Linked DNA regions of Homo sapiens: region 1 is linked to region 2. Evidence: chromatin contacts called from ENCODE Hi-C or POLR2A ChIA-PET data. All regions are on one chromosome and are shown on one strand. Each heading gives the region's core, a stretch centred on a gene start or an enhancer-like site at or near the end of the contact. The rest is flanking DNA. Distances are from core to core; before and after follow the strand shown.

The links. Hi-C counts contacts between places; a loop is a spot of excess contacts on that map. ChIA-PET counts read pairs that join two places held with the same protein, here RNA polymerase II (POLR2A). Pooled maps may share reads with other maps.
Region 1: a loop to region 2 is called in a pooled map, with 4 times the contacts of the local background. The contact joins the enhancer-like site here to the promoter of CTIF in region 2. A Hi-C loop is called at or near these places in 1 of 37 single-sample maps with no recorded cell type and 8 of 50 pooled maps. POLR2A ChIA-PET finds 5 or more read pairs at or near these places in 1 of 52 experiments (AG04450).

What each region holds. Positions count from the first base shown.
Region 1 is chr18:48,444,503-48,448,761 of GRCh38, reverse strand. No RefSeq gene overlaps it. Among named protein-coding and RNA genes, the nearest start is that of ZBTB7C, 37 kb to the right of the region's middle. RefSeq lists an enhancer at 2,930-3,224. Within about 2 kb of position 2,186, at least 2 of the 41 ENCODE cell types and tissues checked have a DNase peak (open chromatin) inside an H3K27ac peak, as active enhancers do.
Region 2 is chr18:48,537,781-48,541,944 of GRCh38, reverse strand. CTIF (cap binding complex dependent translation initiation factor) reads right to left here and starts at 2,914. Exons shown (of 12, transcript NM_014772.3): 1 at 2,633-2,914. RefSeq lists silencers at 549-1,028, 1,349-1,438, 1,869-2,228, 2,729-2,808.

The DNA of each region.
Region 1 (4,259 bases), core at 937-3,436, 92 kb after region 2:
CGTCGGGGAGGCAGACAGTTAGCCAAGTCAAATCTGCACGTACGGGTTAGTGATGGCAAGGCCACTGAGAAACATAAAGCAGACCAGGGGATAGAGAGCGATGGGGCAGTGTTCTGTCACCTGCGGGGAAGTCAGGGAAGGCCCCTCTCATTATGAGACCCTTGGGCAGAAGCCTGAAGGAGGCAAGGCTGACCAGGCAGCTCTGAGGGAAGTGCTCCCGGCCAAGGGAACAGCAAAGGCAAAGGCCCTATATTAGTCCGTTCTCACACTGCTGTAAAGAACCACCTGAGACTAGGTAGTTTAGGAAAAGGTTTAATTGACACATAGTTCTACAGGCTGTACAGGAAGCATGACTGGGAGGCCTCAGGAAACTTACAGTCATGGTGGAAGGAGGAGGGGAAGCAAGTATGTCTTACGATGGCAAAGCAGGAGAGAGAGCGAAGAGGGAAGTGCCACACTTTCAAACAACCACTTCTTCTGAGAACTCCCTCACTATCACCAGATTGGCAAGGGGGAAGTCGGCCTCTATAATCCAATCACCTCTCACCAGGCCCCTCCCCTGACATGTGGGGATTACAGTTCGAGGTGAGGTTTGGATGGGGACACAGAGCCAAACCATATCAGGCCCCAAGGCAAGAGAGGGCTGGCATCCTGGAAGAGGGAGCTGGGAGCAGCCACAGAGGTGTGTGTGTGGGGGTGGGTGGTGTGGCGTGGGGGGTGGGAGTGGTGGGAGCTGAGGTCAGGCTGTAGGACCTGGCAACCTGTGCAGAACACCTTGGATTTTACTCTCAGTGGCATGGGAAGCCATTGGAAGGCTCTGAGCAGAGGAGAGACATGATCTGATGGGTGCTTTACAATATCACTCATCAGCCATCATCACCTTGGGTGCTGCATGAAATGAGACTTGAGAGAAGGGCAGGGGCTGGAGCATGAAGAGTGTTAGAGGCCAGATGAGGGAGCTGGGCCTTCATCATGAGGTCAATGGAGAGCCATGGAGGAGTTTAGAGGAAGGAGTTAGTCCTCATCCTTATCTTGGAATAGAAGGCTCTAAGCACAGAGAAGTGAGGTCACCCTTCCCGGAACACACATAACTGGATAAGGTGGCTCTGGGATGGAAACTGAGGTCTTCAGATTCCTATCCTCGTTACTATGAGCTTTCTCCTGAATAACAACAGGAGACATTTACTGGGCATTTTCTCAGATACCAACCCACTTATCTTTCAAAACAACCCTGGAGGTAGGCAATATTATGACTCTCATTTTACAGACAAGGACCCCAAGGCACAAAGGGGTTAAGGAACTTGTCTGAGGTTACATGGCTAGAAAGTGGTAGAGCCGGGATTGGAACCCAGGCAGCCTGGATCAGGAGTCCGTGGAGTCAACCAGTGTGCTCCAGGGCCTTGCTAAGTCCTCCAGCCATGTGAATAGATGGGTGGGAGAACCGGGACTAGTTTCTACGGTGTTTGCGGAGCCGAGTCAGCTCTGTACCTGCCTGTACTCAGACCCCCATACTTTTCCTGCATCCTTAGTCCATTCCCACTGAGACCCCCACTGCAGTAGACATCGAAGGAACAAGAAGCGCAGCGGAAAATTAGACGCAAGAATTGCCTCCCCAGGAAGATATTCAAAGCTGCTTCTTAACTTGTTGCGCCCCCAGATCCCTCAGATCTTGAGTGCCCTGGGGAGCCGCCGTGCCCTCTCGGCCATAAGCAGAACACAGAGCGGCGGCCTCTTGTGCGGTTTGATCATGTGAACCATCCCGGTTGAAAAAATGAAGGGTATCGAATTAGGAATGAAAATGATTCTTTCCCCAAGCTCTGAATGCACTCCAAAATCCCTAGGGGGAGGCTTGGGTTTGTGTTGGCAAAGGAGGAGCTGGTGGAAATGTCTGCAACTCAGTCTCACGCTTCCTCCTTCTCCCTGACTGATTGCCTTAACAGGCGCCGAGGCTCTCCAGCCGACAGGCCACCAGAGGGCACCCACAGACAGGGCTGGCAGTCTCGGGCGGGCAGGCGGGTTAGCGTCCTCTGAGAAGGCCGGGGTCGGATGTCGTGGCACTGCAGAGAGAAAAGCATACACAGGAGCCGAAACACACTGAGCAGGCCCAGGACGCGAGAACGTGGATCTGGAGCCACACCCAGCCCGTGGCCTTCCCATGCAATGGCTGTGACAACTCTCCGGTTCTGTGGCCTATGCACCAAAACAATACCTGTGGGCTCTGTCTCAGTGTCAAACTGGGATTATGTTTTTGTTTCCAAGATTAATTTGAAAAAGGTGACTGGGCATGGTGGCTCACGCCTGTAATGCTAGCACTTTGGGAGGCTGAGGCAGGAGGATCCCTTGAGCCCAGGAGTTCAAGACCAGCCTGGGCAACATAGGGAGATCCTGTCTCTATTTAAAGTTTTTTTTTTTTTTTAATTTTGAAAAAATAATTTAAAAAGAAAAAAGAAAAAGGCAAGTCCTCTGTAGATGTGTAAAGACCACAGCTAGAAGTGACTACAGATACTACTTTATTAACCACCATGAGGGTCAACTGACCCAGGCCCCCAAAGTTAATTATCCAAACCCTGGCGACATTGGCTAGTGGTGGTTTTAGCCCAAACATACACATATGTACCCACATCTCCCATGTGTTTATCACACTGAATGAGAATTACCTCCTTATTTACATGGGGACCTGAAGAGCAGGAACCATATCCTGTGAATCTCTGTTCCCAGTTGAACTTTAATGTATGTCAAACATATATAGAACATTTGGTTCCATTTCTCCAGCAAAGCCTGGAAGACAAGAAACATGATGCTTTTGTGGATTCCAAGTAGAGAAAACCTTCCTGTTCTGTGGCCTGGGATTATTTCCAACTAGGCAGGTCCATGATTTTAGGACGGCGGTCAGCAAACTATATACCTAAGCCAAATCTGGTCCGTTGCCTGTTTTTGTAAGTAAAGTTTTATTGGAACACAGCTATGCACATTCATTTACTTACTATCTATGTCTGCTTTTGTGCTACAGCAGCAGGGTTAAGCAGTTGCAACAGAGACCATATTGCCCCACCTACACTGAATGTTTGCTCTCTGGCCCTTTACAGAAACAGTCTGCTGACCCCTGCTGGAGGAGGACACAATAGCAGCCTTGGGATGTGGCTGGCAGGAGAGCTCCTCCTTGCTTCACTGTGGTGATGGTGGGGCCAGCAGAGCCCCCAAGGGATGCTAGCCATGCCTTGGGTGTGCTATGGGTATGTGAAATCTGCTTCGTGGGGACAGCCTTGCTGAGAAGCCAAGGGTCCTGCACAAGTCCTTCCAGTTCTTGATACCCAGCTGCAGTGCTAGAGTACCTGTACCCTAGCACAGCCTGGGAGGGTCTGGACATCTTAGATCAGCTTCATTCTCTCTCTCTCTCTCTTTAAACATTAAAAAAAGAACATTTTATTGAGATATAATCCACACATTTAAAGCATAAACTTCAGTCCCTTATCTCTTAACCTACTTGTCTTGTGACTCTTTTCCCTTTCGTTTCCTTAAGCTACACCTGTATAAACTTGTTCCCTGCAAAGATTTCAGTGAATTTATTCACAATCAGGTGTAAGTGACGAATAATAGTAGGATCCCTAGAATCTCAGGATGACCCATCCCATGTTGTATGCTTTTGTCTCAGGTAGAGTTTTTCCCAAGTACACACTGGGATGGAGTTTGGGGTACAGAAGAAGACATCAAACAGGGAGGCAGACCAAACAAAGCCTTAGCCAGCCTAGCTCTTGCCTAGATGTCCAGGCTTCTGTGCTTGTCCAGACCTCTCTCAGTCACCAGATGCAAGTGCCCCAGGAGAGGAGGCTCCCTGCAGGGGAGGCCAACCCTGAAGAGCTGACCCTGGAGGCTTTCTGCGGACCACACTCCCCACAGCTGGATAGCGAGCCCTTCCCTGAAGGGGATCTAGAAGCTGTGTTTCCATGTGCACCTCACCCTTTTAAAGGATCCCATAACCCAGTGACCCTCCAGCACCCCACTGATAGGAGGACTCTCCCAGGACCAGGGCACCCTCTTTCTACAGAGGCAGCCCATCCCCATTTCACAAGGTGCTGGGCTTCCCTCTGCTGAGCTAAAATCTGCACTCCTAAAATGCAGGAGTGCTAGTCTAGGTTCTGCCCTTTGGAGCTACACAAATCAAAAACCCATTCCCATGATGACTATTGGGAGCATCTCCCAGCCCACTCCCATCCTGATCTCTCCATTCATTCCCCATGTGACATACGTCCGTGATCTCT
Region 2 (4,164 bases), core at 1,665-4,164:
GCCACATTTTTGAGCCTCAGTGTGTTCATCCGTAAAATGGGGCTAATACTCTCCTACCTCACAGGACCCTCTTAATAAATGCTATGATATCTGGCGGGGGAGGGGGGAGGTTCTGGGGGAAGAAAACCTGCCCTGTAAGGTCATACAAACATATTATTATTCTAGCAAGCTGTTAATCACTGATGACACTGTGCCCTAGAATGTGTTACAAAATTGCTGCCTCTGAGCATCCATTATCCAGGACAGATACTTGACACAGATGAGGTGATCTGTGTGTAAATCGAATCCTGTGTCAAACACTCAGGAGTTTCCCCAGACAACCTGAGCGTGTCCTGGCCATCCTCTAGCGTCTGTTCGGTGCATTCTGTTCACGTATAATTGGGTTTTCTTGAAAGCCAGGCCATCTCCTCGCGCAGCCCGAGCCTGCTAGGAGCCTGGATTCCTGAGGTTTTCAGCCCAGATCGGGCCCTGGGCAGGAGGAACTGGGAACGGACAGCCGGCGGCCCCTCCCTGCGCTCTGGGCGGCTCCTTCCTCTCGGCCCTGGCTCCAGCAGCGGCGGCGCTCTCTCGCGCTGTGTCACTTTCGCCCTACGGAGGCTCTAGCCGCGGCCGAGCCGGCGGCTCCAGCGGCTTCCTCCTTGGTCGCGCGGGCCCCTGGACTGGGGGATAATCCTCGGGCCGCAGAGACACAGCGCCGGGCGGGCGGCGGCCTGGGCCGGGCTGGGGCGCGCTGGGCTTGGGCTCCCACTGTCCCCAGACTGAAGAGCCGGGGCTGCGGTTGGCAGTCGCTGACTCTCTCCCCGGTCTGCGAAGGCAGCGGCGGCGAGCGCGGGCACGCACACCCATAGAACGCCTCGGTGCGGGGTCACCCCAGCGTGGACTGGGGGCGGCGCAGCCAAACCAACCCCCCGCGCCGCCGGGTGGACCCCCAGTCTGCCGGGTCACGGGGCGTCGCGGACGCGGAGGGAGGGGCTGTGTGACTCCGGCCGCACAGCGGACCTGGGACTCCTGCACCGAAGACCAGCACACGCGACCCTACGGTCTTCCCCGGCCCACAGCCGCACGGTCCCCTCTCCAAGTAACTCGGGCGCGCGCGCGCGGGGACACACGACCCCGACTTAGACAAGGAGGGGGCTGGCGGGACAGGTCGCGCGGAGGATCGGGGCCCACGCTTGTCCCCACTACGCCGCGGTCTGCGGTCCCCGCCCCCCACACACACCGGAGCCGTGTGTACACACAAACAGCCGGGCGGGGGAGGCGACGCCTCACTCCTCGGGGTGGAGACGCACGCGGCGCCGCCAGTCAGCCCTCCCCTCTACACGCCGCACACCCCGCGGTGCTCACACCCCCCAGCCCCAACCCTGAAAACTCCGCGGAACCAAACAGAGCCAACGCCGCCCAGATAACGGGCTCGGACCACCCCCCTCCCGATTGTCTTTTACCATCAATAGAGAAACACTCGGCTCAGGCGCGCGGTGTCCCGGACGCCCCCTCCGGCCACATCCAGGCACCGGCACGCGGCCCTCCGAGGCCCCAGACCTTCGCCGCAGCCCAAGCCATCGCCCCCCCGCCCGCCCTCCCCCATGACCGGCGCCCGGGACAGTTACCTGCTCGTCGTCCTGATGAACCCGAGCCGGAGCCCACCCCACGGCCTCTCGGGTCACTCGCCACCCAGAGGTGGCTTTTCAGAGCCTGTCAAGTGAACCCCTCTCCGCCGGGCGTATCTATTCCCCAGGCCCGATTGCACCGCAGCGACAGGAATAATAAAAAAAGCCAACAGAACCACAACCGTTGGGAATAACCAAAGGGGAGACCGCAACGGGTCCACCGATTTGGTTTCTTCCTCTGCTCCCATCCCCCGCTCCCCCCGCGGCCCGCGGGCTCACCGGGGACGCAGGGAGGGGGCTGCGCCCTGTCTAGACGACAGCCATCCACAGACATCCCCGAGCCCGCGGGGACGGGCGCGCACACTCACACACGCCCGCTGCCACAGACACAATCAGTCACCGGGGAAGGGAGGGGCGGCGTGGCGACACACTCTCGGGGTCCCTCCCGCAGCCCCGAGTGCCGCAGCCCCCGGCCCCCAAACGCCACCCCGAGACGGGCTCCCTACCTCGGCGGAGCGCGGTCTGAACAGCTGCAAGTTTGGCTGATACTAAACCAACTGCTCGATGCAGCAAATGCGGGCTTCAAAACAAAAGGGAGAGGAATCGCGCTCGCTCTTTTCCTCCTCCCAGGTCGGAACCCGGCACATGACAGCGGCTACACCGCGCAGCTCCAAAGCGAGCCGGGCTCCAGCCGTGCGTCCCCCAAGAGCCCCCCTTGGCGCCGGAGCTCCAGGGCCACGACACCCCGCGGGGCGGGGAACCCGGCAGGGAATGGGACAAACCCAGGGAGGGGGCGACACTGTGGAGTGCAGTTCCCCACCGAGGGGGAGGAGGGGATGGTAGATGGGTGCGGACACCCCGCTGGCCCAGGAGCAGGGATGGGGGGAAGGGGGCTGATTGTTTGGGGCGGTTTTCCCGGATTTATCTATAAGCACGCCCACGTCACGCAGCCCTCCTCCCGGGTCCCCGAATCGATCAGCAAGCTGAGATGACTATAAGAGGAGGACGGGCGAGGAGATGCTCACCTCGGGGTTCCTCTGGCCGCCGCGCCAAGCCCGAGTCGGGGGTGGGGGAAGGGGGCAGGGAAGGGGAAGGGAGGGACGAGGCTCCGGAGAGCCGACTCCTGCCTCGAGTTCGGAGCGTCCCAGCTGCGGAGGGGATCGGGCGCCCCAGCGCACAGACCCAGCAGAGAGGGGAGGGAGGGAGGGAAGGGAAACAGGGAGGGAGGGGCGGGTAGGGGGGAGGGAGTAGAGGAAGGAAAAAAAATGATCCCTGATCTGACACAGGGAAAGAGAATGTAGGAGAGTGACGTTCAGGCCCCGCCCTCCCCTCCGGCCACGTGCAAAGACTTGAAAGGAAAGAGGGCGGCTGGAGGCCTGCTGGGTAATGTAGTTCGCCTTTCTTTTCCAGGATGGCGGGCCCTGGAGAGCAGGGTGGCCCCAGGACGCTCGGGATGTCGCCTTAGCTGCCAAGACAGCCCAGTCTAGCGACGCCAAAACCCGCCGCCCAGCGACCCCACGGCGCTGGCGCAGCCCTGGGTGGGGGCCTCTGCGGTGGGAGAACTGGGGGCTTAGGCGCAGTCCAGGCTTACAGGGAAACGTTGGTTTTAGAGTCCGAAAGGCTTTAAGGATGAGAACGTCCGTGCCGAAAGTGCAAAGTCTGTGCTAATGGCAGATGAAAAGGAGCTTTGTGTATGCACTGGGGGGCCCAAGTGGCGTGATTAATGCTGCACTAAATGCCACCGTCGGTTATTGAGATGCATATGTTATAATTAACATTTGAGCATCTCTGTGTCGGGGGCTGGCTGTTGTAATTAGATACGCACTTTGCAACCAATTAATTTTCCTTCGGCCAAGCTAAGGGCTGGGACGGGGTGGTTGGGAGAATTCAACGTAGTGGATAATTCAGTAATGACTTAACCAGATCACCAATGTTTTGGTTAAAACTGAGCTTGGCACAGAGAGGCCTTCAGGAGAAATACTGAATAAAATACTGTATGCCCCAACAGGGAAGGGGGCTAGAAATTCATTAGAGGAACTGTGTGATGCAGTATAAACTGCTGTAGAAACCCATTTATTCATTAGTTTATATTCACATTTAGTGAGCACTTTCCACAGACCAGGTGTGTCTAGGAATGCCAAAACAGGTAAGACTCACAGTCTCTGCGCTCAAGGAGCTCAGTCCAGTATTAGGGACTACAGTCAATGAAAGTATTATACAAGGGATAAGTCAGCGCTTAACACAAAGTGCTGTGAAATTCCCCCCACCACACAACCTGGAGCAGCCAACTGGATGGAGGGTGGGTGGGGTCTGGGAGAGGGTCAGGAAGACTTCCTGGAGGAAGTGATACTTGAGCAAAGAATTTCTAAGTTTTTTTTTCTTTTTTTTTTTTTTTGGAGACTGAGTCTCTCTTTGTTGCCCTGGCTGGAGTGCAGTGGCGTGATCTTGGCTCACTGCAAGCTCTGCCTCCCTGGTTCATGCCATTCTCCTGCCTCAGCCTCCCAAGTAGCTGGGACTTCAGGCGCCCGCCACCACACCTGGCCAATTTTTTTTTTTT